Regions from separate parts of the Mus musculus genome. Here region 2 is linked to region 1. The links are chromatin loops, found by intact Hi-C in ENCODE. Cell type or tissue: left cerebral cortex. All regions are shown on one strand. Links, peaks and the distances in the headings refer to the core of each region. The heading gives the core; the rest is flanking DNA. Region 1 overlaps Antxr2 (anthrax toxin receptor 2). Region 2 holds the start of Gm34097 (a long non-coding RNA gene).

Region 1 (15,661 bases), core at 3,779-11,778:
ACATACATACATACATACATACATAGCTATATAGATATATAGACACATAGATACATATATAGATACAGATAGGTAGGTAGGTAGATAGTTAGATAGATAGATAGATAGATAGATAGATAGATAGATAGATAGATAGAAAATAGCAAGACAAATAGGATATGAATATAAGGTTAGTGTAGAGAAATACATCTGCTATTCTAAGAAAACATGATTTTTAGTAATAATGTAATTTACTAATTTATTACATTCTCTGAAAACAAACAGAAAACATAATTAGATGCTAGTACAGTGAGTTCAACATTATACTAGCTCTTCCAGTATGTGCATTTATATTATGAGAGAGAGAGAGAGAGAGAGAGAGAGAGAGAGAGAGAGAGAGAGAGAATGTATGTGAGAGAGAGAGAGAGAGAGAGAGAGAAAGAGAGAGAGTGTATGTGTGATCTACATGTGTGTTAGATGTCCTGCTCCGTCTTCTGCCTTGTTCCCTAAAGACAGTGACTCTCACTGAACCTGGACCTAGGCTGGTGGCCTTTAGGACTCTGAGAACCTCCTCTCTCTGTCTCCTGCAATGTTGGGTCTTCAGGAGCAGGTATCCGTGTCCTCCTTTTGCATGGGCCCTGGGGATATGAAGTCAGTATTTCATGCTTCTATGGCAAGTGTCTCCTTGCCTCAGTTTTTTTTTTCTTGTTCTTAGCCATCCAGGCTTGGGAATTTGTTTCCAGCCCATCATTCTGTTTCATATACTACAAACCTCGTGACATTTTTCCCCAGTTTCATTCTGTTTGTTTGTATATTTTTGTTTTGGTTTGTTCTCATTACTGTCTTGTAAATACTAATTCAGAGATCATCCTACAGTACAACTGATAAAATACCAGATGAATGAGTTATTGCTGAAGTGTACAATCACAGACTGGCATGGTGATACACACTTTTGATCTCAGCACTCTAGAGGCAGAGGCAGGTGGATCTCTGTGAGTTCTCAGACAGCCTAGTCTACATAGTGAGTTCTGTGAGTTCTAGGACAGCAAGGGCTACACAGACAGACCCAATCTCAATAAACAAAAATGTAAGTAAATATATATATATATATGTATATATATATATTTCTAAAAATTAAAAGGAAAAAGAAATATTGAATCAGTTTTGAAATTTAAACTATATAGGCAATATTCTCTGACTCCTATAAATGATTTTTTTAGTAGGGATATTGAAACTTCAGTTTAACAACACACTGATTAGTGACCTATAAAGCAAAACGCAGTGGTTGGCTTGCCAAACATCATGTCTACAGACCTACATGCCACTGCCCACTAACTTGCCTTGTAATTAATCAGTAGCTACCACCACCCCTTGGGCAAGAGTCCTCCTGCTTTCCTTTGTCATATGGATTTTCAAATGCAGCCCAGCAACTGACACAGCAGAGAAGTGGACAGATCGCGGGCTGGAAACGTTCTAAACCGGGCAACAGCAGGCATCCTAGAGAAGCTGACCTTGATGTCAGTCCTGAACACACAGCAGATGGCAGGAGGTTGGGTCTGTTTCATGGTGGAAGCCACCAGCAGACAGAGACAATGGAGGGAAGTAGATATGCCAGTTACACAGCAATTCTTAATTCCACATACACCCTACCTGGGCAAGGGAGGAACAGCCCCGCCACTGTTCACAGCAGGATGCAGAGGCTTAAATGGGTGCAGTTAACATGAGCATTTATTCCCCTCTCTGTCCATGTTATTTAATCAGTCTTTGAAAGATGCTCCTTCACACAAGAAGCATAGCCCTGCCGCATATGTTGTGAAAATTCCAGCAACCAAACCAAATCAGGGATTTCTCATTCATGTCATTAAATATGAAAATGAGAATGTAGAACACTTGGTACAGATTTTTTTCTGAAACCAGTGTTTTTAAAAAGTGCTCAAAGTTGGCAGTAATTTTTAAAAACTTATAAACATTTGTTAATTTTGGATTAAAAAAATAACACAAATATTCTTAAAATAATGAAACCTGGAGCTGGAGAGATGGGTTAATAGATCGAGGCACCTACTACTCTTGCATAGGACTCAGGCTCTGTTCCCAGCACCCACATGGTAGCTCAAAACCACCTGAAACTACAGTTACAGGTGGTTGCATGCCTCTTCTTAATGCCACAGCCTCCCACACACCTGGTATACACAAATACACTCAGAGCAGGCACATATGCATGCACGCACACATATACACAATTAATTAAAAATTAGTAATGAAACTTAATAAACTAACTTTAATTACCATTCCTTGTTAACAGTGAATGAGGAAAGTCATCTGTGTTTCATTAATGGCACTATTCTTCCTGAGGTGAAAGACTAAAGTAAGTAGTAGTCTATAGCAAGAACAGAACACAGGCATGCTCTGGAGTTGGGAACACGAAAGATGAGAAAGCTGTAACTTCAATAAAGGATGGTGATGATATAAATTCTAATGTTTGTAAAGTTTGTGCTCCGTGGATTGAACTTCAAAGCCTTATCATGTAAAGAATTTGGGGGTGTGACACAGTTTGTATAGTGTTTGCACGAGGAAAAGAATCTGAGTTTGAGCCCAAGAATCCACATAAAAACAAAAGCCTGGCCTTGTGGTATGCATTTATGATCACAGTCCTAGGGAGGAAGACACAGGTGGTTCAGGGCCATTCACTATTCAACTATCCCAGCCTCATTTGTGAGCCCCAAGCTAGTGAGAAACCCAGTCTCATTTTAATACTCATGGTTCTTGAGGAAAGACACTTCAAGATCTACCTATGGTCTCAACAGATATGCAAATGTACACACATACACACACACATGTACACACACAACTTGTCACTTGAAAATACCCCTTTGATGACTGAAGCAAATAAATCAGGTATTAAATATCATGTAGTCTTACAATGTAACTGTAAAGCTGTTGCTGAGGGGCCATATACCACCAAACAGCCTGCCACGACAGACAGAAAGGCTGTGAAATGACAGTATCCTTTTATTTGAATGGTACCTATATGGAAACCCAACAGCAACAGTGTAGGTTTTAGATTGAAATGTGGAATGTATGTTTTTTTAATCACATTTTTTCCAGCAAAATCAACACTAATCTTTGGAACTTGGAAAGCACTCAGTGAACATTATGGCGTTGGCACCCCCCAAGAATGGCCAATTATATCCGCATTTTCAAACAGTCTCTTCCGAGAACACCAGTGCACCTGGGAGAATGACAGCCAGCTGTGCATTCTATTTGGTGCTGTTGAAATCTGTTTTACAGACATAACTTAACATTCTCGTTCCCACTCCAAACGATGATGGCACCGAAGCCTCGGATAATGAAGAAAACATATTTTATGTGGGTTTTTTTTCAGTGCTTCTAGTTTTAAATAACATCTTAACATATGTTTAAAACAGAGCATATGGAAATAAGAAAAAGCAAATCTGAATTCCAGGCACAAATATTGGTTTAAAAGATAACACCATGCAAACCTATTGCTTTTATAGTGATCTCGAATCATGTGTATCAAGAAAACTAGACACCAATGGAAGCACAATGGTTTTCTATAATCTTACCATCCCCCAGGGACTCACAACGTCTATAGGTAACATCCCAGTCTTTGGGGGACGTGAACCTCACCTCCACAGTCAAAGGGATTATATCAGAGCTTTGCATATATGGCTAAGATCAGCTTTCACTGATCAGCAATAAAGGACACATCTAAACCAGTCTGTGAGTAGCTGCTGCAGCTGGCAGGCAGCATCGGGTAACTACTACGTCTGCCTGGCAGTTGGATCAGGTAGTGTCTATGAACAGGAAAGCCCCTCGGAGCCGAAGTCTAGCATACAATTCAGCATCATTTCCCAATTCTCCAGACAAAGAGACTTTTGGAAGGAGTTTTTTTCTCTTATTGCTCTGCATTTGTATGGGAAGAGACAATTTATGTCTAAGAGCAAATGGGCTTAGGTAGTAGGTCCTTAAATAAATGTCCTACTGTTTTTTTAATTTGGAGAGGTTAAAAATTAATATTTAAAACAATGGCTGTACCAACTATCAAGATTATGAGATCAATGCTGATTGCTATACAACTCAGTTAAGTAACAAATATTTATAGATGAGAAATTGCATACAGCACCTTAAGCATAGACAACCTAACCAGTCTCATGTCTCTGTTACAATTTTAAGGGTTTTAGTTAATGGGTTAGCAAGAAGTTTTATTTTATCAAAATAGAACAAGCCAACCACCTCTACCTACACAAAACAATTTTCTATATCACATTTCTAATATACCCAACTCAATCTCAAGAGCTCTCAGTTTTGGCCCCACCTTCTCACAAACTACATGTCAACAACACAGGCAGAAGGTCATGTGTGCTAACAAGTCAGGAAGAGGAGAAATTGCCACACTGACGCAAAGGATGAGTTCTGGCTTCAAGCTGAAAAGGGAAAGGAGGATTTATAAAGCTCTGTTAAAGAGTTGCAAGCTAAAGTATCTATTTCATTGCAAAAATACATCAGCTTCATCAAACGAGACAGCTGCACATAGCACGTCTATAGATATTTTTAAATGAACTAAGATGTCCGATTACATTTCTTCTATAGAAAATCTGTTGTGAAGTTATTCTATCTCACCCAACATAAAGCCTTTGTATTTGTATCCCATGCCAGTCCAAATGCCTGGGAGGGGAAAAACAGCACTCTTGTGTGTACAGAAATACTGGCAGAAATATTCACAGTAACCAAAGTACAGAAGCAACCTGTGTCTACTAGTAGACTTAAAAAAAAAAAGTAAGAAAAACATTTTTATACAACTTATTTCTTTAAAATGAACATAATTTTAAAGGAAAAGAAAAAAATATATGTGGTATATACAAAAGATGTTATTCATCATTTAAAAAGAATATTTGGTCATATACAACATAATTGGGGGCACTGGGGGGAAAAAAGCTGGCTGGTGAGATGGCTCAGCGGTTAAGAGCACTGACTGCTCAAATGAGTTCAAATTCCAGCAACCACATGGTGGCTTACAACCATCTGTAATGAGAAACAAAACAAACAAACAAACAAACAAACAAACCTATGGGCCAGAGCAAGTGGGGCTGGAGCAAGAGGGAGAGGTGTGGGGGAGAAATTAAAAAACAAACAAACAAACAAAACAACATAATTGAATCAGGATGACATTGGGCAAAGTCACAGAAGCTGAACACAGAAAGATAAGGACAAGATGATCACACTCAGAAACAAAATATTTTCTTAAAAGTCAGACAGAGCAATTAGGTGATGGCAAGCAATGAATGCTGAAGGACAGAAAGGCAGAGGGAAATGATAAAGTAGGTTGAAGGATACAAACTCTCACTTAAAAAGGTGTTTCAAGACATACAGTGTGGAGGTTGTAACTAGTAATACTGCATTACCTGCAAGATATGAGCTAAAAATATGTTTGGTGCTGCCGCCCTCCCCCACACACATATGAAGAAATAGGAGGAACAACAATATCAACCAACCAGACCCTCCAGCGCTCCCAGGGACTAAACCACTAACCAAAGAGTACACATGGAGGGACCCATGGCTCCTGCTGCACATGTAGCAGAGGATTGCCTTGTCCGGCTTCAATGGGAGGAGAGGTCCTTGGTCCTGTGGAGGCTTGATGCCCCAGCGAAGGGGAAGTGGGTGGGTGAGTGAAGGAGCACTCTTTTAGAGGCAAAAGGAGGGGGGATAGGATGGGGGGGTTGGAGGGGAGACAGGGAAGGGAGAGAACATCTGAAATGTAAATAAATAAAAAACAATAAAAAAGAAAGTTTGCAGCCAGGCGTGGTGGTGCACGCCTTTAATCCCAGCACTTGGGAGCCAGAGGCAGGTGAATTTCTGAGTTCGAGGCCAGCCTGGTCTACAAAGTGAGCCAGGGCTATACAGAAAAACCCTGTCTCGAAAAACCAAGAAAAAAAAAGCAAGAAAGAAAGAAAGAAAGAAAGAAAGAAAGAAAGAAAGAAAGAAAGTTTGCTATAGAAGAGGGTGAATATGTGTTTGATTTTAGTAGTTATTTTATTATATATAAATCATTTTAATCACATATATAACAAATATATTAAAATAAGAACTATAAATTATTTATAAATTAAAAAGTAAGGAAGAAATAGAAGCTTAAAAAAACTATCATTATCCAATCATTCACCCTTTGGGATGGCTATCATCATTTTTAAAAATGAAGAAATAGCAGTTTGGAGTGGATATAGAAAATTCAAATCCGTGTAAGTGGCTAATAGGAAATAAAAATGTATGTGGTCTTTCTGGAAGTATCCGGAAAAATAACCACAGAAATGCAGAGTGAACCAGAAATGCTCTTTCTGATGTGGCTCTAAAGGACCGGGGACCAAGAAATCCTACATCCATTATTCACAAGAAGCAGAAAATAAACGAGCAGAACAGGAGTGTCTATTCAGGGATCAATCAGTTTTAAAGTTAGATCTATGGATAGAGTGTACTATTCTATTCATCCTCCAAAACACGAGTCTACGACTCCCACCTTCCCCGGCCAATAAAATTTCTCCGTGCAGGTGCATTCTATATACTTATCCTTACTTACATGGAGAGATAAATGTGGCTCTCACCTCACATCAACAGAGTTTCCTTTGCAACAACTAGAGACTACCACAGACATCCATAATGGTCAAAATTCAAAGAATAACAGCCAACCCCAAATTATAGACCCATGATACAGACAACTCCTATACCTGACACCAGGGAAGATGGGGTTTGGAAAGAGCAGGAAGACCAGGATATCTGCTGCCTTCTAGAAAGTCATCTCCAAGGGATGAGCCTCCTGTTATTTTGTCCAAACCCAAGCATCTAATCTTGATCACATTGGTGAAACATTAAGTGAGCCCACCATGTGCATGTGTGTGTGTGTGTGTGTGTGTGTGTGTGACAGTAACAATAATAATAAGGCTATAATGATATGATATAAATATAGTTATGTGTGTATGAACTTCAAAAAGATAAAACTTTAACTTCAAGAAAAGGGAATAAAATTCTAACATTCCATGCTATAACATGGTTGCACTTAGAACAAGTCATACCACTGAAATAACCAATCATAGAAGAGGGATGCCACACATGGGTAAACCTAAAACTGCTACACACACAAGGAGAGATGACACAGTGGCTACTGGGGCCGTGCAGAAGGTGAAGGACTGTTCTTTGGCAGGTATGAAATTTTGGTTGTGCTAATGATAAAACTTCTGGGAATGTATAAAAGTCATGGCTGTAAAATATGAATGGATTTGATGCTACCAAATGGTACATTTTAAAATGAGTAGCATAATAACTTTTGTGTAATGTACAATTTAACAAAATAAAATATTGTTATTAAATATACATATATATATATCATTTTTAAGTAACTGAAATGTGATTATAGAATTCAGCGATGAAATGAATTTAAGATATACAGGTGAAGAAAGGGTTCAACAGGGGAGAAAGCATAAGACAGTGCAATGAAAAAATATATTTTTTCAAATTATCAAAGCAAAACATATTGTTATGAATATAATAAAAAATTGAATCAAAAGAATTAATTTCTCTAAAGTTACTGAGACTTTGGCTGTAAAAAAATAAAACTTTTTTAAAAAATTAACTCCCCAATTAACTTTTTAAAATATGATGACCTTCAATTACAAATTATTATATGATTATTTATAAATATGACCATGTTTGTTTTATTTATCATGCAGTTGATTCCCTATCATGTAACAAAACTGTTGATGGCATGTACATACTAATGTTTAATATGTGTTTTCACAATGCAAATATTCAAGAAAATGCATACCAGTTTACAAGTCTACTAAGAATAATATGGTAGAAATATTACTGACTTGATTTAAATAGGATGCTTAATGGAGTTGGAAAACTATTTATTCTGCATAATAGCTACAAAATCCATGATTGAAACTAAAGCACTTACCCTAACAGTTGAGAGAGGAGGGGGTGGAAGGCTGGTTTCCTGCCCATCCTACGCCTGCCCCCAGTCAGTGAGTAGAAGATTCGAGGGCTTTTGCTGTTGCCAACCATCTGGCAAATGAAGATGAACACAACCAGGCTCATAGACTAGGCCATCAGGAAAAACAATCAGTGAAGAGCCCAGCACTTGTGATTGAATGAGTACTGCTGTGCTTAGCTGTTTATGATGTAGCTGCAACCACCAACTTCCCATCAACACCATGATGGGCCAGGATCTTCGAGCGATTCTATGGGGCCTCTTCTCCTTAAGCTAACAGAGGAACTGCCATCAAGATTTTTTCCACGCCAACGATGCTGAATATCCAGAGAATAGTAAATTGGAACTGCCAGTGGCAAGCGTCATTTGAGAGTAAAATTTGAGGGTGGGCAGTGTGATACATTTCTGTCATCTCAGCATTGGGAGAGACAGCTGCAGGGGGATTGATACATGTTTGAGTCTAACCTTGTCTATATGTGAGTTCTCGGCCAGGCAGTGCTCTGTGGTGAGACTCAGTCTGAATTTCTCTTTGAGCCTATAGTGTAACACAGGGTAGCACGTGGAATAGTTATGCTCATTACGCCCTAAGATTTTATATGATCTCCATTTGGTGTTGAGTCTTCTGAAGAACATATTCGCATGTTAATCTTCCTAGATTGAGCTGTGTGAACGGTCCTTGTGCTCAAGTGGCTGTAACTGCTAGAACCAATGGTTCCTGTTCTCTAGGGCTCAGGAGTGTCCTCAGGGAGCTGTTTCTATAGTGCTTTTCTGAGTCCCCTCTCTGTCTGCTCCTTCCCTCCTCTTTCTGAGGCTGCCACCTCTCTTCACTGTGTTTTATCTTCCCCTAGGGGCCCCCTCTGACCCTAGTTCACCACCTCTGAACTGCCCCAAGAATGGAAACCAGATGATCAAGCATCCGAAAATAGGCACAATTTAAAAATAAACGGCGTAAATGAGCTGAAACTTTTCGGCATCTATTTTTACTGATGAGAAAAACGATTCATCTATTTCCACTCACAGCTTAGGGTGTGTTGGAGGTATGAGAACTGTGGCAATACCATATGGCTTAAAATAATAATGTCTTGGAGAGAGTCTATGGAATAATTCAGCAATCTGATTTATATGTCGAATATAGAGCTATCGTTTCCTAAATAAAATTGTGAAATTAAGTCTACACTTCAACACATTGATCAAAATAGAACTCAGTTCGAGTATCTACCATATCTGCTCAGCCACACCAAAACCCGTATTATGTATATTCACTATCACATGAGAAGCACCCTCGTATTCAAACTGCATATAACTTCTCTCGACTTGAAAACCTAGCAAAATGTGTGCTTTGTTGTATTCCCTTATTTAAATACTGGTTGTAACTTCTTTTGCATTTCAGAGGCTAAAAAAATAATTATTATATTTGATTTTCCAAGAGACAATGAATCAATAGAGATGGCTCTATATGTCTCCCTCACCAAATTTCGCTTATGCTGACAGTCTCTCTCTCTCTCTCTCTCTCTCTCTCTCTCTCTCTCTCTCTCTCTCTCTCTCTCTCTCTCTCTCTCTCTCTCTTTCTCTCCCCTCTGTTTCCAGATAAATGCCAGTCATTTGGACAGGGCTAACTCACAGAAGGTGCAGCAGGCACAGATGGTACTAATGCATAAATGTAATCTAGCAAAAGAACGCCAACGCCAAGCCATAAAAGGTTCCAAGTAACTGCAGTGCACTTACAGGAAGTCTGTGATTGGCAAGGTTAACGCCGCGACAGTGAGGGCTCACTGTTTGTTCCCAGAGCAGCACTAGAAAGTCTCAAGGAGATGAGCATATCTCATGTATGTGCCACAAGTGCACTCATTTACAGAAAGGATATATCCTTAGAAATACCAAGGTGCACACACAAAGCACACAGACACATTCCTCCTGCCTCAGTTTGTATAGTAGCTGTCTTACAAGTGGGCATGTGCTAATAAGAAAAACCATTAAATAAAGATACTATGATCTTTGCTATTGTCTGAACACATCCATATATTGAGTTGTTTTTTTCTTCATAGTACTCACTGAGACTGTTATAGTTTACCTATGGACATGTCAGAGTATAACTCCTTCAGTTACCTTCACGAATATCCTCATTCATGGGGCAATGTCTCATACTAATTTTGAATATTTACCTACTGTCTGCCTTATGAGCTAGCAATTAAATCCATAAGAAGAAAAATTCAATGTGAATCTTGTTCATTAATTCCTCCACTCCTTTGTAATAAATCATACAGTGGATACATATTAAATGAAATCAAAAAATGAAGAAACTCATACTCTTATTTAGCATCATTTGGATACTCACGGGAAACTATTGCAAACCAAGGACAAGGATACTTAGTTCACTCTTTGTCTTATTCTCTCTCTCTTGCCCTCTCTCTCTCCTCTTCTCTAAGCATGGAATTCCCACCAGCTATCCATTGTCTAGGAAAATGCAACCATACCTTTAACATTTATATTTTGTTAAATGTTAAATACAAGCAAAAGAATAACAGGGCTAAATTTGTTTAAGAGTCTTGCTTTTCCCTGTTCTTGAAGACTGCTGCAAAAATAAATAAATACATACATACATACATACATACATACATACATACATACATAGGGAGATAAATTCAGCAGAATACCTAGTCTGGGAAACTAGGAAGACAGGTGATGTATAGAGCTGGGTGGGGGTGGGGAGGAGAAAGGACAGGGAGGGTAAGAACAGAACAGCAGTGCAGGAAGACTTTCCAGGACAATTAACTATAATGCCCTCATTAGCTTTAACTGGATAAAAGTGATCTATGTGGCTTGAAAAAAAAAAAAGAGATTTCGCTTTCATTTCGTTGTAAACCCATGAGTTTTACTCTCAAATCTTTACCTCGAATGTGAAATGGCCAAGTTCTAAATGGCCACCAGCGTCTAGCCATGAGTGGCACTGAACAATAAGGTGCTAACGTTTTCCTGTGTGTATGCACACAGAGGATGTGTTTCCATCTTGTCTAAGCAGCACCGTACGCTCAGGAGTATGTTGACTACTCTGCCTCTGCAGTATCGCGGCAGAAATAACAATGATTTATTTCTATCTCAGCAGTTAGTGGACAGAAGGGTCATTTTGATGGCAGACCTTAGCATCCCTGGCATACAACTGCCCTTCCTGAAGAGAAGAACTCGAACATTTTCAATTTTAAAAAGCACCTTAGAGACTTTCACTTGTGCCCTAGGGCCATCATCACATAAAATAAGGTCAACTGACCACAAGCACAGTGGTTGCCAATCTGATGGCATGCCAGCTGAGGAACAGGGAGGTCGCATATACGGTGTGGATCCACTGCACAGAAGAATGGTGCATGTCCGTCCGTGGCAGACACAGCAACACCCATGATATCATCCCTCAGAAAAGTTAGGAAATTCAACATTTAAATGTTTCCTCCTGAAGGCCTCCATTTAATACTTGAAGAGTACAGTTGACTTCCAATAGCTGAATTGGTGGAAAGGAAACCTTAAATAAGAAGGAAGCCTTAAAAAATTGCTGCTTTGTATATAAAGATCCCATCCCTAATGTGAAAAAAATATAAAATATTCAGAGTACAGACAAAAGAACAATCACAGACATGCTTAGTAAATGCAACATGGTGGTTGCAAATGCCTTGTAAAATAAATAAAAAAGTATACTTTGTTTTTATTCCATTTAGTTATGCATATTGTGATGGAATTCACTGTGAAACCTGTGTGTGTGTGTGTGTGTGTGTGTGTGTGTGTGTGTGTGTGTGTGTACTATGCTGCAATCATACAGTTCACAAACAGAAACGAAATTGGTATTCATGTAGCATAGTCTAAAGCAGATTTTTAAAATAGCCTGAGAGAAAAAAATATGATAATTATTTAATTCTTTGTAGATTGGTAGAGGATATTTTTTTGTCTTACTCGTTCTGACACTTATAATTTCCCCTTTAAAACATTGTTATTTTCTAATAAGTAAAAGAAAAGGTGTTTGCCATATACTACACAGGGAACACACATACAACACATAGCCAATGGTTATGTTACGTTTCCCCTCATATTCCTTTTGTGCATGAGTAATTGCATGTACGTTAATGTGACAGTGCACCTTGGGAGGTCAGAGGACAACTTGCAGGGGCCACTTCTCTCCCTGTGCCACGTGGTGGCAGATCAAACACAGACCCTTGGGTTTAGCAGACAGCCCCTTTACCCACCAATCCTTCTTACCAGATTCCCCTCACACTCCTTATTTTTGAAGCATAATGTTATGGAATCAAATTTGTAGTTTTGAGGTATTTTTCTCAAAAAAATGAACAAACAAACAAAAAAGCTGCATTTTATTATTAAACTTTCCACACGGAAAGAGTAAAAGAAGCTATGGGACCAATATGCATGGATGACTGCCTACACTTTGGAATATGATGACAAGAGTAATCAATGATATAGCTTCTCTGTAAAACCATATCTCTCTTCTCCACCTAGCCTTCATTTATACGACGTGGAAGAGTGTGCGCCCACCTCACAAGGTTACTCGGGTAAGCGTGGAAATGCATGTGATACTCAACGCCCATGAAGAGTGAACACTGAAATGCCATGTGTTACACTACTGTGTCCTCTCAACACACTTGAAATACTTTGATACATAAACTTATTTTCAAAGGAAACATCAAAGTAGATGGGAGAGCTGAAACTGGAAAAGGCTGCGGAAGTGAAGCTGAAAAAAAAAAAAAAGAAAAGAAAAAAAAGAAGAAACATCTGTTCAGCAGCCCCTTCCTGAAAGACGCACACTCCTCTGTAAAAAAAAAATCCTACTTTGGAAGAATTCACCTCTTCATTCTACTAAGACAGAAATAAGTAGTAATGAAAATTTAGATGTGTATGCAGCACACCTCTTAAGTTATAACAGGGAAAGCTTGACATTTTTATGAATCTGTTTTGTTTTTTTAAAAGAAAAATAGAGAGAGAGAAGAGAGAGAGAGAGAAGAGAGAAGAGCAGAGGCATGAGAACAGGTTGAGGAGAGAAGAGGAGGTGTATGGAGTGAGCAAAAAAGCAAAAGTAGCAATTTTGCCACCAGAACAAAACCCCTCACGCTCTAGCTTGGTGGGAACACAGGGTTGAATTGCAGTGTATCAGACATTTCCATCATCCATGTTAAATGTGTGCCTAGCCTCACAGACTTGATGTACCAGGGTAGAGGGATACCCAGGAGGTCCCCACCTGTTCAGAGGAGAAGGGGGGGGGGGGCATAGGGGAAGGATTGTGGGAAGGGGTGACCAGAAAGGGACTAGTGAGTGGGGTGTAACGTGAATAAGTAAAAATAGATAGATAGATAGATAGATAGATAGATAGATAGATAGATAGATAGATGATAGATAGATAGATAGATAGATAGATAGATAGATAGATACTTAGGCAGACACCTATGAGAAGAGAAACAGAGAGTCGTTTCTTTGCAGAGGGTTGCTGCTCTTGCCCATGGTACCAGCCTTTCCTATCTGGCTCTTCCAGTGCCCATGTGTGGTGAATGATGAGTAGGAGAAACACTGTGTCTAAGCCCCTTGAGGTAGCTATCACAAAAGACCAGTTACTGTGTATCTATAAATTAGAGAATTTACTCCTCAACATCATGGAGGTGGGCAATCAGGGTTCATGGTGTCAGAAGATTTGATGGATGCTAAAAGGTTTCTGATTTATTTTTTATTAGATATTTTATTTATTTACATTTCAAATTTTATTCCCTTTCCCAGTTTCCCCTCTAGAAACTCTCTCTCCCATCCTCCCTCCCCCTGCTTCTATGAGGATATTCACCCACCCACCCACTCCTGCCTCCCCACTCTAGCATTCCCCTACACTGGGACATCCAGCCTTCCCAGGACCAAGGGCCTCTCTTCCCATTGATGACCAACAAGGCCATCCTCATTTTTTTTCTTTTTGATGCATATTTATTTGGCAGAAGAAGCCAAGCCTATGGATCCTCCTCCACAGAATTGTTGACCTCATTAATGAAGGCTCCATCTTTGTCCCACAGAACTTCCATAAAGAGCCCACCTCTTAATACCATTAGCTGGGAAAGAAAATTTCCAACTCTGAACTGGGAAGGTCACATGCATTCAGCACATAGAAGGTTTGAGCTACTGTTATTTGTTCTGTCTGCTCCTGAAGCCATTCTGCAGTTTCTCTTTACAATAACTTCAGCACAGGACACAGATATTATTCAATTCCCCATGTTGCAGAAATGAAGCTAGGGTCAGAAATATTAAAAGACTTACTTACACCAGTTCTCTCACCTAGGTAGTTCGGTGCTGGGTCTTTGAATCTCAGATCCTAATGGTTTCTCTGATAATCTTTTGCTTACTGGTTCTCTCAAATGGATTTTATATTTTCAATTAGTCCATTCATTTAGTCCTTAATTTAGACATGCAGAGACTTGATCACAGGGTATATATACAAGTCTCTATTCTTAACTATAAATCTCTCCCTGCTAGTCAATGATTATATAATGCTGAGAAAATGAGTCAGATTTCCTTACATCATTGCCTACATTTATAAAATAAAGATGCTGGACTCATTGAGAATATTATTTAGCAAAGCCTCCTTGTCTTGCGTTCACTCTTGTGTTGGCCATCTTCTGTGCAATTTACCAATTCTCGAATATTCTGCTTTCCTTCTATCTGAAGCCCACACTTTAAAATTATTTCACTACAAATATGTCATGATAAACAGCTAACTTCTATTTGTCTGCTATTATTAAAAATATATATGCTGCTTGAGGATAATTAGAATATATTTTCTATTGGCAAATTGAAGTCAATAAGCAATGATCCTCTGACCTTCGGTTACTGCACAGCAGAGGCCTTCAATGTAAGCACCTCTCCACCTGAGTGTGTCTCCTTTACCCTCGCACCAGTTGATGCCTCCTTCTGTAGGTTCTTCTGTACTTTTACTATGTGTGATGACGTCCTGCCTGAGCTTCCTGGATTGCTTTTGCAACTTCATCAGTTCCAGTACCTTTTCAAACAGTGTGTAACTTGCAATGTATTCATTATTACCTTCTCTTTCTTCTCTACATCTGAACTAAAATTATATGGAATAAACGTCTACTTTATTCTCAAAAAATACCTGTGTGCCACAAATGACATAGCTACTTAGGCACAGTGGCTTTTTATGGGACTCAACTATTCTCTATGCCGATTGATTTTTAGGTGATATGTAACAGTCTTATTTTAGACCTCTGTCATCAGGTTGTGGCCACTGTTAACATGATCACTGCCCGTTCACAACCAGCACTGAAAGTAGTGGCGATACCACAGCACTCAGCTTAGTTGTTGCCCACAAGTGATTCTGAACCTGACTGCCCAAAGATAAAGACACTACCATAATGTCGTCATGGTTCCTACCTAATTCTATAAGACCTTCTTTTCCTTCGAAGATAATTTATTTTGCCATAAAACCTTCACATATAACTGTTGATGGAAGTCATTAGTGAAATAGTTAAAATTTAACGACTGGGCAAAGAATGCAAGCCTAAAACATCAGATGAAGGAAAAAAGTAACACAGAGAATAATTCAAAAGCAGTTGACTTAAGATCATTGTACAACCTTAGGCGAATTCACTTTGAGCTCTTGCCAGTTATTAACACCATGAAAAGTAACAGTCTTTATAAATC
Region 2 (15,661 bases), core at 3,017-11,016, 54 kb before region 1:
AGCCAAACACTGATGACAAAAATAAGTGTCATTAACTGAGCTGGGTTAAGGAAGAAAGAATTCTTGTAGCACTCCTAATTTAAATGTGTCCCCGACTTATAGTCCAGATCATTTTGAATATCAATTGGGAAACATTTTCTACTCTGAAATTGTGTGAATTTGTCTGTCTGAATTTTTCTTAAAGTGTCCAAAGAACTTTATTTACAGTGACATGTGGATTGTGTTTGTTCTGATGGGGGTTATGGATAACCTTAATTAAGGAAAAGGAGTTCGGTGTGGATAGGGGAGAAAGAGGAACATAGAAGTGCCTCACCGATGTTGCTGTGTTCACAGTGACTCTCAGCCATTCTAATCCCCTTGGATTTTTTATCTACCAAAACAGCTTGGGCCCATCAGCAAATTGCAGTGGCATATGGTCCAGGTTTACGGGTAATCTGGCAGATGATTAAGGCAAGGGAGATGCCACCCTTTAGCAAAAACTGAAAATATCACGAAAAAAAATCTTAGTGAGGCTTCAAAAGTCAAAGTGAAAAAGTTATAATTATTAAATTGTTCCCCAAAACACCACTTTTGATGTTTTTCAAATTAAAATTTTCATCAGATACAAAAAGTTATTGGGGACATTTTTAAGAAAACAAAGCCCTCGCTTAAGCTATCCAGACGTGGTTCTCTTCCTGAGTCTAGAATCACAACTGTATGTTTTATAGCTTGTAACGATCTTTAGGAGCCCACATGTCTGCAAACCTAGCCTTTGTTTAGAGGAAGATCAAGTTTCTACCCCTAGCAATCTTATTACAGTTGACCATGTTATAGCGAGATATTCCAATGAGACAATTTAGACATTTCAAAGAAAGACATGATATGACAATTAACACAAAGGCCAGCGCTGTCTGAAATAGCCCTGCCCCTAATTCTCAGATTGTAGCAAATATGTAGGTACAAATTTTAGCCCTATATGACCAATGACGCCATCCTGAAGGAGCTTAAAATATATCAATGTTGAGGAACTCCATCAGTGTTTCAGGTTTAACTGATCTTCAGTTAGACCCAGGTCCCGGTGTTGCTATTGCAGGTCACAGTCATCTCCCATGATGTTAGGGCAGCAGGGTGACATGCCAGGCATTGCACAAATGATAGGATAGAGACTGAATACAAACTTCTAGAAAATCTATCTCAAACTTTGGGAAAGAAGAAAGACTTGTATTACTTTTTGTTCTACTAAGACAGGTAGGAATTTATACTAAGGTAAGAAATCCACACTAATTTTTCAGGCAAAATTATGTCCCAGTAACCTAGAAACCTGCATATGAATCCATCACTTTCTTCCACTTATCAGGTGTCCCTGAACAGCTAACACACAAGAATGTAAGCTTTTTGAGAGGACTCTTGAAATGTCTCCCATTTTTTCATACACAACACTTGTATGGTTACTGTCCTAAATATTCATCCACTACTCATTAATGTAGACAAGGGTATATGTACCTGTGTGTAATTCCATCCTCCAGCCAGTGAAAACATTTTCTTTTGAAGATCCTGAATATCAGCTTCCATCTACGTTTAAATAGCCATCGAAGTTACAGGTATCATCCATACCTACTGACAATCTGGCTATCTTATTTTTAGGTTAACTTTTATATCTGTGAGGTCCCCGAGTATAGCAGCTAATATTGGTTTCCAATTTGACAGGATCTAGAAACATCTAGGAGAAAAACTCCAGGCATAGTCATGAACAATGATCAAGATTAGACTCACTGCTTGTTATGACTGAGCGTTTTCCTCATTATGTTGTCTCAGGTAGAAAGACCAACTCAAAACTTGGACAGCTATGTTCTCTGGGCTTGGCCTCCAGACTTGGTAAGAAGACAAAAGCTAGCTGAACTCCAGCACTCACCACTCTGATGCCTAACTGTAGACACCATATGACTAATGTATCTATCATGCCCAATATGCTTGTCATACTAGGACTCCCTCCCTACCATGGACTCTACCTTCCAACTGTGAGTCAAAAAAACACTCTGCCCTTAGATGGCTTTGGCACAGCAACAAGACAAGTAACTAAGACTCCGGGCAACAAATTAAGTAACAGAAGAAAAAAAAATGTGAATCTTGTTACCTCATTTGACTTAATGCCAATGTAGTCTTCAGAGTTAGAAGCAGAAGCAATTTTGCAGGTGATTTTCTTAGTCCAAGCATCAGAGTCTCAACTCTAGCACACAATTTTATTTCTTATACTCTAGCCTAGTGAGTAACAAAGATGTTCATAACCGAATAGTTTTATATACATTTTGTGCATACATGCATATGCATTAAATGTTCCTAAACTTGTAATAATATCTATTCTGTGAAAGACAGGCCAAGTTTAGCTTCGTTGTCTTCTACTCTTTCACCTTACAAAAATATTAGTGGTCTTTAAGGTTCCAGAGACTTCCCCTACCCACAAGCTTTCTCGTGTTTCTCCTGTTTTCTCCTCAGGGTTGGTTATTTCGAAATTCCATACTGATCCATCTTTGCTACAGCATTCATGTGAGGAGGAAAATGTATTTTATTTCACTCTTAGCAAAGCCATTGTAAAAAATTCCAGCTGGGAAAAATCAACTGGTAAGCACTTGGCCAGCTGCAGAATCACCATAGCAACATGGTCATCACCATCAAGTCAAGGCCTCTGGGTTTTGAGGGTGCCGACAGTATCTAGCAGTGTGAACTGACATAGTGAGCAGGCATGTGAGAATCAAGACTGCTTTGGGAAGAAGCTGAGTATCTGTACCATTTCGCAAAATCAAACAGAGATAAATCAACCATAAGTTCTTGGAATTGGAGCAAAATCCTCAGGAAAGCTTGAAAATGCATTTGGTGAAGGTGGGTAGGAGAAAGGAAGGAGAGAACAGAGGATGACAAGCCCTCTCCTACAGCGGAAGGATTCCAGTCACTTCCCCCATCTGGAAGTACCGGAATGGATTTTGATGACTTACATGGAAAGTTATTTAGGTAGAAGAGTGCTACTTCGCAGTCTGGAATTTGAACGTTTTTAAGATCTCAGCATGAGAAAGCTGTAGGTCGGGGAGGATCCTGTGTTTTGAAAGTGATTTTCCTGAATTCCTCATGCGTTAGTTCATATAGAGAGAGCCAAGAAGACCAAAGAGACACTAAGACACAAAATCCCAGGGCAAACCCAGAGACAAGATAAAACAGCAAGTTTGGGTGAGATAAGTGCCTAATAGACAGAAGTTCCTAATAGAGACAAGACCCAAAGACCATGCTCTACAGACTTGGCTCTGTCTAGTTCAGGCATTTTTCTTCTCTTCTACCCATCTCATTCCTGTTGTTAATAACTTTCTTTCTTACCCTCCCGCAACTTGAAAGGTACTGACTCTTCCATTCTTAGTTTCCCCCTCACTCTCCTGTCCCCATATCCCATGTGCAAAATAACCTTCACCTGAATCAGGCCTTTGATTCTTCCTTCCTTATTTGTCTCCTTCTACCTCACTTGTTTGCTGTAGCCTCAGCATGAGCGATACCACAAGCCCTCCTACTCAAAATGTATAGGATGGGAATATATCACCAAACTGGTTTTCTCTATATCACTACAAGGCAATGGTGATCTGCTGGCCCTTAACATTTCCAGAAAATCCTGTTGTGGGTTCCAAACGAATCTATCTCTCCCTCCACAGATCAACCATTCTTAAGTGCTTTTCGAAAGCCTTTCTTGTGTGCTCTCATCCTTCACTCTCAGCCAGAGGTCCCCAGCTCACCTTCTACAATGAAGAAAAACTACAATCCAGTGAAATTGATTTCACATGTCGCCACTCACACCCACGTGTTCACTATATCTGTTCTCTCTCACCTTTTCTGTCTCTCTCCCTCTCCTCTTCTCTCCCTCTCCTCTTCTCTCCCCTCCTCTCTTCTCCTCTCTTCTCCTCTCCTCTCCTCCCTCTCCTCCCTCTCCTCCCTCTCCCTCTCTTCCTTCTGTTTCACATAGAATACTCACTCAGACTCTGCAAGTAAAAGATTCTCTCCCTAACTACCTCTGAGTGTCTTCTCCTTTAAAATAAATAGTGAAGAAAGGATTTGCAGTTGAGGGCTTGGTATTTCACCACTCACTCCTACCACAGCACTGCATGTACAGATAGCATGGCCAGGCATTCCAAGTTGCCTGAAAGTCTCTTAGATTCTATCTGATTTCTGTCAGACTCACTAAAAACAAGAATTTTTAACTCTTGAATCTATACATTTTTTAAATGCCAATTTATGCAATCATATTTCTTTTTTTTTCTAGCCCTAATATCTTCACAGCACTGTAGCCCATGACCCTCATTCTTTCTTTCAACTCCCTTGACTCCAGGAGCCCAGCCTCACCCTTCATCAGTTACTTCTCTTTGTCTCTTTTGTAACTTCCAGTTCTCCAGCTGCATAAAAGATTCAGCATCACTCCAGGGCTGGTCTTCATCCAGTCTTTTTGGATAAAGTACTCATGCTGGTGGGTGGTGTCAACTGCTATCATTCTCAATTGTACATCTCTAGCAGGGATGGCTTCCTCAACCCTTACATGAGACTACTTGTGGGTATTTACACTGGAAATCTCAAGATGATGCTGTAAATAAGACCTATCTCAGCTGAATGGTCTACCCTCCACCCCCCAGATCACTTTCTTTCCGTTGGCTCCTCTGTGCAGGATCACACTTATTGTTGAACTCAGTGATCTGAATGTCACCTCTGACCTACTTTCTTCCGTTGCCCTCCTACTCATATCAAGGCATTCTCACTTTTACAGTGATCTGTCCTCACCCACACTGCTCTGACTACCTTGCTTTGGGACCATCCTTGTTTTTAACTCTCCTACTCCAACATCCTTTCAAATGTTCTTCCTATCTCAGTTGTAATCCCATTTAACCCATGTGTCCTCGTACCACCTGCTTGATCTTGCTGTGAGTTGTACTGATAAATCCACAATGACTTCAGGCATGGGCTCTGATAGGTTCACCTTAATTTGCATGCCCAGCCCGTGCACCCACACATGACTTACTCTTAACAAGGAATTCCCGGTGTGAGCCAAGCTTCTCCTACTTTTTATGTTTCTTCCTCTCCTTGGAAAGACTCTCTTAACACCTTCCTCATCCAAATCAATCGCACTTGCTCTTCCTGTCTGCGCACCCGAGAGGCTTCCAGCAGGATTAGCTGCTCTGTGTTCCCTGCACCATTGGCCTTTTTCCCTCCTAGAAATCATCATCTGCCGGTGCAATGTTGTTGCCCATCTCTTCTGTTAATCTTTAAGCTATAAGACATCATTGCTTCCATTGTGCGCAAATAGGCATTCTATAGCTTGTTAAGCAAACTACTTAGTGGCTATCAGCTAATTAAAAAGCTTTTTAGCATAACAGGCAAGATACCACTGGGGGGGAATTTTACTAATATTTAAAAATTTTATATTTACATATAAATATTTTAAATATTTATAAACAGTTCGCAAAAACTTGTTTTACAAACAATTTATTTTTGTTAGATTAGATTTAAAAATCACATGGAAATTGTGGAAATACTATCTGCTACTTGGCTATTTTTCAATGGTTTATGACTTCTGCCTTGTGATTTAAAACATAAAGCTCATAGCTTATTTTTCTTCCTTCTTTATTGCTTGATTATTGTGCTCTATTGTCTGTCTGCTGTGGTCTTGGGAAGGTTGCCGCTGTGCAGTAATCCAAGCCTTTGGGAATGTACATGAGTCAGGATAAGACTTATTTTCTGATTAACCACCCACCTGCTTGCTGAAATGTTTCACTCCCCTAACACTTGTTTATGAAATAATTTTAAGCTAAATAATACTTTATAAATTCTAAGAATATGTTTGCTTTTAACATTCAGAAAATGAGTAGTAATTTTCCTTTTTCCCCCTTCCTTAGCGCATTTGTGAAATTAAATGCCTTAAAATTTCTTTAAATGAAAGCATTAAAAAAAAAAAAAAGTAAAGGTCTGGGACTAATGTAGGACAAAGAAGATTCTAGCTTCAACCATTTTATTCCAGTGGGGAAGTATGACGTGGACACTATCAAGAAAGGTAGAATTTGGAATCTAAGAGGTGATTTGAGGTAATGTTGAATAATGGGGCAATGTATGATTATTGCCTATAGCAACAATAACCACCCAAGAAAACTACTGAAACATGTCATGATTCAGTTGGAAAGTGAGAGAAGCTCATGAGAAGGAAAAAAAAAAAAAAAAAAAAAAAAAACAGAAAGTCCTGTTTCCATAGACTGAGCCTTCCCAGACTCTCTCCATGAAGAATGGCAACATTTGTCCACCCTCCATCACTTCGACCTTCACCATCTGCTGCTCATAACTGTGCAAGTTGCTGGACTAAGAAGGAAGGACTACATATTTTCAAGTCAGTTTTTAGGACTGTATGTGTCAAATCATGCCTTAGATGTTGTCTGACGAGTATTATTTTTAGGAAACGTCAAATGAGTTACTCCCAGTAAGCTTTAGGTAAGCTAGCTAGGTAAACTTCAGACTGCATGGGCACCTGGGCCTGATGCACACACAGAGATTTCAGCAGAGTATTCTGAGACCTCTCAAGCAACGAAGACACAAGGCCACTCAAAGCCAGCTGACACCAATGTGTCCTACTGGGACAACTGCTGACTGTCTTTGCTACAGTATTATAGTATCCCCATAGTGGGGGACATGTGGAAAATCTCCAAACCTTCTTCTTAATTTTGTTGCAAAATGGTCTAAAATATAACGTCTTCAAATGTTTTTAAATAGTGATAGTTCAGGTTACAAGGGTTGAACCAAAAAAATGAGAGATTTTTATGAATCAAAGACCAATTAGATTCTTAAATTTCTAATTAAAAACTCATGGCTCATTTCACTGAAGTTTTCCCCATGTGAGATCAAGAAAAACATAACATTATTTGATTTTAATTTTTTCAGATTCCCACTATAGACCAGACTGGAATCAAAGTTTTCTATGCCCCTTCCCCAGAATCTAACAGATGGGATTCTAAAGACATAACACCACACCCAATGATCATTTATTTGCCTTTTGAGCACATTTTCGTATTGTTTCATTGTTTGTTGAGTTTAAGAACGTGAGGCAAATGGCTCAAAATCAACAAATTGATTTCAAAAAATATTCTAATGCAATAGTGTTTCAAGCTGCTTCTTAATGTTTGAATGCACACACGGAGAGTCCAGCTAACAATGGGAACTTTACAGGAGTACTGAGCCTGTGATGAATCATAAGATAATGATGCTCATTCTGAAAGCAGAAAAGATTTTTCATTCTCATTTATAAATTCACTGGCACCTGTGACCAACAGTTTGCTATAAAGCAAAATTCAGCATAAGGCAAGTCCATATTGAACCCTATCCAAGGGGGTTTAATTACTGAATCACCAAAAAAAAAAAAAAAAAAAAAAAAAAAAATCCTGTTATAAAATGGATTTACCCCAAAGGCAGCCAGATGGCCTAGTTCCAATGTATCAGAGGGGACAAAAAAGTACATGTAACATGTTGTTTCCTACCCAACCCCCAAGATATTTATTGTGTTGCTTAGGGGCCTCATAACACAGGTAATAGAAAGAGGTCGGTGCCTGTAAAAATAACACCAGCTTCAAGACACCCTCAGAAACTGAGCAGAATCTCTGAGGCCTAAACAGGCATCAAGGGAAGAAAGTCCCTCTAAACCAAGTTTATTGTTTCCAAAAATGCTAGTGCTACTTGCCTTCATAGGCAACTGTATCTTAGAAACAGAAAATTTAATTGACTGAAATGCACTGTGCAAAACTTAGAATGGAAATTGGGTTCTCCACCTCCGCAGCACCTTTATTTTGGGCCAGAAAGCTTTGGAAGGACAGCAAGGAGTGTCAACTGGCTATTGGCTTTCTTCTGTGTTATTCATTCATCTTCTCAAACCCACCAGAAAACATTTCAGCTCAGCGGAAGTTGCAGGACGGGTTAGGAGTGCTGCTCGTGGGGCAGAAGTGAAGGTGCAGTGGGTAAAGGGCTTGCTACAGTCAGGAGAACAGGCTCACCTGTAATGCTAGCACTGGGTTGGGGTGGAGGGCAGGTCCCTGAGCTCCATGGCCAGATGGGTGAGCTTCAGGTTCGGGTATAGACCTTGTCTCGTATAAAATAATGTGGAGAGTCAATGAGACATGCAATGTCAATCTCTAGGCTCCACAAACGTGAGCATATCTAGACAAAGCAGGCATGCACATATATCCCACCTCCACACACACACACTGAGACACACACATGAACACACACTGGAACTGGAAGTAGAGAGGAGGCACTAGAACTTGAGAAGTCAGCGGAGTTTTCACATGTTTTGAGATGAAAGGAAAGGCAGGCTTGAAGTCCATGACCGCCATGGCAGGGAACATGGCAGCAGGCATGGCACTGGAGCAGTAGAGCGCTTATATAGGGAAACAACCACCAACTACAAGCCTATTGGAATAGTAAGCACCTTTTAAAAGCTCAAAGCCTATCCCCAGCTACATACCCTCTCCAACAAGCCACACTTCCTAATTCTTCTCAAGCGATTCCACCACGCTAGGATTAAGTCTTAAAATGTGAGGTCTTTTAAAACCACTATACCCTGGTAGACAGGTTATTGATGAATACTTGTGGGGGGGAAATATAAATAACTGAAGCAATAAATCTGTCTAGGTTATGTGTCTATATATTTAATAAAATTCACAGCACATAGCCACAACATATCATACATAATAAACAAAAGATAAATTGATTTGCAAGAAAATATATTAGAACCCCAAAGTGATTAATATGTTGACTTTAAAAATAAAGAAAATGACCCAGGAATAATGGTACACCTTTCATCTCAGCACCCAGGGGGTTGAGGCAGATGGATCTCTGTGAGTTCAATGCCAGCTTGGTCTGTATAATGAGTTCCAGGTCAGGTGGTACTACATAGTAAGTCTTTCTCAACAGATTAAAAATATATATCCCCTCAAAAATATATACCTATGAAAATTTCAATATTATGTTACTGTTAATGGAATAACAAGGGCATAATATTTATGTTCATTTACCTATCTTTGAGTTCTACAGTATTTTAATAATATCCATACTATGTGGCTCTCTCTTATCCTCATCTTACTTCTAAGTCCCATTCCTGAATATTTTCCTCTAAAGGGAAAAATAATTTTAAAATCTCTCAAGTGAAACCTAGTTACGTATATTACATACTCTAATGAATTCCAAAGATATAATGAAAATCATTTTTCTGTAGCAGTTTCTAACTGCCATCCATGAGACACCTAGTTTAGACTACATCACCGAGATGGAAAAAAAAAAAAAACAACTAGACAAAAATGAACTAACCAGTACCCCCAGAGCTTGTGTCTCTAGCTGCATATGTAGCAGAAGATGACCTAGTTGGCCATCATTGGGAAGAGAGGCCCCTTAGTATTGCAAACTTTATATGCCACAGTACAGGGGAATGCCAGGGCCAAGAAGCGAAAGTGGGTGGGTAGGGGAGCAGGGCGGAGGGAAGGTATAGGGGACTATTGGGATAGCATTTGAAATGTATAAAAAGAAAATATCTAATAATAAATTAAATAAATAAAACATAAGAAAAAAGAAAGAAAAATAAATAAACATAAGGAAAAGAAAGAAAGAAAAAAATCTCTGAGTAGATTTGATAGTACTGATCTATATTGTCAGGGGAGCAAATTTAAAAGTGCCAAGTTTGTATAATAATATCTATTATCAAGAAGATACCGATTCTTAACCAATGCACTGAGGAGGAACACTGAGGTCGCTATAGCCTCCATCTTACTTGGAGAAAACACAAGCAGACAAGAAAGAGCAGCCACTGGGTACCGTCACTCGGGGCCTCAGCCCTAAGTGTCATCTTCTCCAAAATAGCCCCAGATGGCTGGATATTCACAATTTGGGCATTACTAATTTTGCTAAATGCAAATTACCAAGGATGAAAATCCCAGAGATGAAAATCTACATTATATATTTATCCTTCACATAGAAGGACCATGTCTGCATATATCTATAAACAAGGCTTCAAGTTCATGCACCTTTATGATATCTAGCGGCATAATTCTGGGAAAACTGGTGCCTTGATTTCTCATGTTGTGGGGATTTCAAACCCATAAATAGAGAAGAAATTGCAAGTGAAGACCTACTGGGATTCATATGCAAGTATTTCCCCCCTCAAAGTAGAGAAAAGCCTCGAAGATATGGGCACAGGGAAAAAAAAATTCCTAAACAGAACAGCAATGGCTTGTGCTGTAAGATCAAGAATTGACAAATGGGACCTCATGAAACTGCAAAGCTTCTGTAAGGCAAAAGACACTGTCAATAAGACAAAAAGGCCACCAGCAGATTGGGAATGATTTTTACCAATCCTAAATCTGATAGGGGACTAATATCCAATATATGCAAAGAGCTCAAGAAGCTGGACTCCAGAAATTCAAATAACCTCATTAAAAATGGGGTTCAGAGCTAAAGAAAGAATTCTCAACTGAAGAATACCGAATGGCTGAGAAGCACCTGAAAAAATGTTCAACATCCTTAATCATCAGGGAAATGCAAATCAAAACAAACCTGAGATTCCACCTCACACCAGTCAGAATGGCTAAGATGAAAAATTCAGGTGACAGCAGATGCTAGCGAGGATGTGGAGAAAGAGGAACACTCCTCCATTGCTGGTGGGATTGCAAGCTTGTACAACCACTCTGGAAATCATTCTGGCGGTTCCTTAGAAAATTGGACATAGTACTACTGGAGGATCCCGCAATACCTCTCCTGGGCATATATCCAGAAGAAGTTCCAACTGGTAACTAAATCACAAAAGAAGTTATTAGATAGGTACTCACTGATAAATGGATATTAGCCCAGAAACATAGAACACCCAAGATACAATTTGCAAAACACAAGAAAATCAAGAAGAGGGAAGACCAATAGGTGGATACTTCATTCCTCCTTAGAATAGGGAAAAAAATACCCATGAAAGGAGTTACAGAGACAAAGTTCGGAGCTAAAACGAAAGAATGGACTATCCAGAGACTACCCCACCCGGGGATCCATCCCATAATCAGCCACCAAACCCAGACACTATTGCATATGCCAGCAAGATTTTGCTGAAGGAACCCTGGTATAGCTGTCTCATATGAGGCTATGCCAGTGCTTGGCAAATACAGAAGTGGATGCTCACAGTCATCTATAAGATGGAACACAGGGCCCCTAATGAAGAAGCTAGAAAAAGCATCCAAGGAGCTGAAGGGGTCTGCAACCCTATAGGTGAAACAACAATATGAACTAACCAGTACCCCCAGAGCTCGTGTCTCTAGCTGCATATGTAGCAGAAGATGGCCTAGTCGGCCATCACTGGGAAGAGAGGCCCCTTGGTATTGTAAACTTTATATGCACCAGTACAGGGGAATGCCAGGGGCAAGAAGTGGGAGTGGGTGGGTATGGGAGCAGGGCAGGGGGAGGGTATAGGGAATTTTCAGGATAGCATTTGAAATGTATATAAAGAAAATATCTAATAAAAAAAAGAAAAAGAGAAATAATAAAGAATAGGAAAGTGCCGGTCATTTAGCTTCATCATTAAACAACCCATCTGTTGGTTTTTTATTTTCTCTTTCAAATCTTGACGTGCAGGTCGGCTAGCTTTGAAATAACTATTAAAAATACCCATGATAGCTTATTTATAGAGAGAAAAGGTTTATTTGAGGTTACAGTTTTGCAAGTTAGTCCATGATTGGCTGACTCTGGGGCTGGCTTGATGATAAGGTAGATGATCATGGTTGCAATATGTGTTGCAGCAAAATAATTCATCCAGACAGAGAACACAGAAAGGAAAAGATTATGTCCTTCAAGGGCATTCTGCTAACCACCAAAATACCTCCATCTCTTGCAGGTCCCACCATCTCAAAATAGTTTGGAGCTGTGAGATCATAGCATGTGGGCCTTCAGTGATTTTTCCAGATCAAGACTCCACCAACATTCTCACAGCCTTTACAACTTCAGACAAGCCATGACCCTCTCCATGACTCTGCCTTGGTATTAAAATAAGGAATAATAGCAGTATACCACCACCACCCCATTGTTTGTTGTAAAAATACAAGGGCTTCACAGAAGTATTCTGCCAGTATTTGGAATTCAGCTCTTAGTGCATAAAATCTGTAAGCAGAGCACCATACAAATGTGTGTATGAGAGAAAGCAGGTGTTAAAAAAAAAGATGTAAATGTACATCAGGAATATGATCTCTAGTCTATATGCATATTAGTCCTTATGACTGTCTAAACAGACTCGTGACTTTTTAATCAGTTTATTTGATATAAACTTAAAGTTGCAAAGTGACCACTGGCCTTCTACATGTGTTTAACATTAACAAGCAAATTCATAAAATAATTATAACCCCACCCTTCCCAGAGAGACTACAGATGAACCACCCATCTCACACAATGAAATTGAGCATATGAGGCCAACTCTGTGGCCTAGGGGTCATTCTTAAACTGTGACTACAAAACAACAGGAATGAGCTGCAAAGCTGAAGAGTGTCCACCCTGATGGCCAAGTTCAAACTCCCACAGATGGCTTGAAGAGGCAAGAGACCTGATGATTCATACAGGGTTGAAGCTGTGCTTTTCACAAGGCCAGATCCTCCTGGTAGTTACTGGATATCTGTGTGGACCTAATCAAGAGGTCCTTGAAGAAGACAAATGCATTAGTTGACCTAGATCCATGGCCAAGAAAAAAAACTGATGATGAGGGTCCCCCTCCTCTGCATGTGATCCAACAGATTTCCAAGGATCAGATTAAAATCACTTACCTCACCCTGACTTCTTCCTGTTCAGATTCTGAGGGTGACATAGCTTACCCCTTATCCCTACTCTTTTGCAATGTGATTTACTAGTAATTTCATGTATGTCATTTAATTTTACATGCATTAAAACTTTTTGTTTCCCTGCTGTTTTAATAAGAGGACATACGTATATAACAGTCACTCAGAAGATGTGCTGGCCACCTGCACCCTCAGAAATGCCTATCTATCAGTATCCACCTGAGAACCTTGTCCTTCCTTGTTTCTGTGCTTTGATTCCCATGAACACAGTGACAGCTAGGCATGTTCTCCTACATGTCTCCTATTGAGAACATTCTCTGATTTACCCATGATGCTGATGTATCTTTAGTTTCGTGACTGCCTTCTCTCATCAAATTCCCCTCAACACAGAAGGATAGTATCACTTGTTGTACTTAGCTTTCCTGTTTATTGACTCTTAGGATTTAAGTGATTATGTGTACAGTTTAGTGATGTATGTTCACGTGTATATGGGTAGATTACATTAGAATTGTTTATCCTTATTAGGGTGTGTTTTTATTTTTAAGAGCTGAAGATAAAGCTTTTTCATGTTTTCAATTGAAAATTTATAAAATATATTGTGATCATCTTTTCACATACCCCATCTCTTTCCCTACTTCCCCACCCATCTAACTTAATGCATTCTCTCTCTCTCTCTCTCTCTCTCTCTCTCTCTCTCTCTCTCTTACACACACACACATACACACACACACACACACACACACACACATACACACACACACACACACACACACACACACACACACCCCAAACAGGGAAATTTTTAAAAAACAAATAAACCAACCAGAATTACTACAAACAGCATAAAAGGTCCAGGAAGCACATACATATATACAAAACAGCTAATAAAAACACAAAATTGGAAATCTTAATATATACGTAAAAGACCAGTAAAAAATAATAAAAATAAAAAGCAATATGAGACTAAACAAAATCTACAAAAATGTCATTGAGTTTGGCTTGAGTTAGCCATCTACTTGCAGGACATGAAGCCTGTCCTTATGTGTATTTTATAAACTCAGGGAGGGGTCACTATAGAGCACTGATTGGTTTTCTTTGCAAACAGTTGTTAGTTAGGGATAGCTTCTTAGTTAGAGATGGGGGGTGGGGAGGCTTGTGTCTATGTAGGAATTGTTCATGCTGCCACAGAGTTCATAAGTGTGTTAGTGCCATTGTGTCTAAAAAGGAGGCAGAAAGATTGTAAGAGTCGGAGGACATAGCTAACACCAAGGAAGCAATGTCTTCCACGCTCAACTGCTTTTCAAAGCTATATGCTACTCCATCATTCCACTGGCAGTGTAATTGCTCTATTTAACACTGTCTGGTCTGTCCTTTATCAATTTTAATTCTGTTATGGCAAAATATTTAATACAACACGAACCTTGTTGGCAAGATTTTGAAGTATCCAACAGTTTTATTAGCTATAGGTGCAGCACTATACAGCAGTTCTACAAAACTGAATCATTTGTTTAATTAAACTTTGCACTTGCTGATTAGCACCTTCCCTTACCCATGAACCCCATCAACTTATGATCAACACTTCATTCTTAACTCTGATTTGATTGGTTGATCCCTCTTATACTCTGGCTTTCTTCATGCTAAAGCTGATGAGCTTCAGGTACTTCCTCTTATTGCTTTTCTATTGTATTTCCCTGCTGACAATTGAAGTCGGCTAACTTCTCATGTGCTCATTTACTCTAAGGTACATTTCTATGAAGTGTTTCCCATTTTTATAGATTATATCTTTGTTATTTAAATGTAATATTTCCCATATGTGCTAGACACAGTTTTTGTTGTTAGATTCATGCCTTGTGCTTAAATTCTCCTTTGTAACTATTTTTCACTTGTACAATGGATTTCAATGGTCAATTTTCTGTATTAATTTTATGTTGTTTCAATTGCAAATGTCGTATTGAATAATATATATTATAATTATACTCTGCCATAAGTTATCAAAAGTGTAAGGCACACTAATTTGTTTTGTATATTTTCTTATTTACATTGAAATTACAAATAATTTATTATTTCTCACATTGTCCTCCCTAAAAATACTTTTACTAAGAATATTCTGTATATTCCTCCACAAATTTTCTAAATTTAGACTGCATGCTTATTTATAATTTACCTCCAATTTTTGTGTGTGTGTGTAGACTATGAGGTAAGAGTCAAATTTATTTCAAAACATGCTACTGAAATATTTCTTGCCCTTCCGGTCAACGCCAGTACCGGGTCAATTTGGGCACGGAGTTGGCAGACACCCCTAGGGTCCCCTGGAGGACTCTCCCCGGGATCTTGGGACCACTGGTGAGTGGAACACAACTTCTGTTCTAATCCAGTCCCGTGGGCCCTGAGACAGCATTGGGGAAGCAGAGAACCTGGCCTGACCAGGGTCATGGGTCCCTTCGGGTAGGTGCTAGCACCTGGTCACCTGGGCATGGAGTCAGCAGACACCCCTCACTAGAGGACTCTCCACGAAATCTTGGGACCTCTGGTAAGTAGAACACAACTTCTGTTCCAATCCAATTGCTCAAGACCTTGGACAGCATTGGGGAGGCAGAAAACCCAGCCTGACCAGGGTCACAAATCCCTTCCGGTTGCCACCAACACCAGGTCACCTTGTGTGCGGAGTCAGCAGACACCCCCAGGGTCCCCTAGAGGACTCTCCATGCGATCTTTGGACCACCGAGATTACCAGATGTCGAAAGGCAAACATAAGAATCTTACTAACAGAAACCAGGACCACTCACCATCATCAGAACTCAGCACTCCCACCTCGCCCAGTCCTGGGCACCCCAACA

The links. Hi-C counts contacts between places; a loop is a spot of excess contacts. Peaks named below come from ENCODE experiments on the same cell type or tissue, not always from the same donor. Only the 100,000 strongest peaks of a DNase experiment are listed, where the experiment ranks them.
Region 2: it touches region 1 in a loop (4-fold over the local background); 2 of 42 quality-filtered maps call a loop at or near these places.

What each region holds. Positions count from the first base shown.
Region 1 is chr5:97,898,032-97,913,692 of GRCm38, forward strand. All of the region lies in intron 16 of Antxr2 (anthrax toxin receptor 2), which reads right to left. Among named protein-coding and RNA genes, the nearest start is that of Gm34097, 59 kb to the left of the region's middle. In left cerebral cortex, for the core only: no CTCF peak of the experiment used is centred there; DNase peaks (open chromatin) are centred at 4,503, 8,099, 8,861, 9,228 and 1 more place; H3K27ac peaks cover 744 bases.
Region 2 is chr5:97,844,761-97,860,421 of GRCm38, forward strand. It overlaps Gm34097 (a long non-coding RNA gene), which reads right to left and starts at 2,197. Exons shown (of 6, transcript XR_389369.1): 1 at 2,114-2,197. In left cerebral cortex, for the core only: no CTCF peak of the experiment used is centred there; DNase peaks (open chromatin) are centred at 4,479, 5,057, 7,244, 7,789 and 1 more place.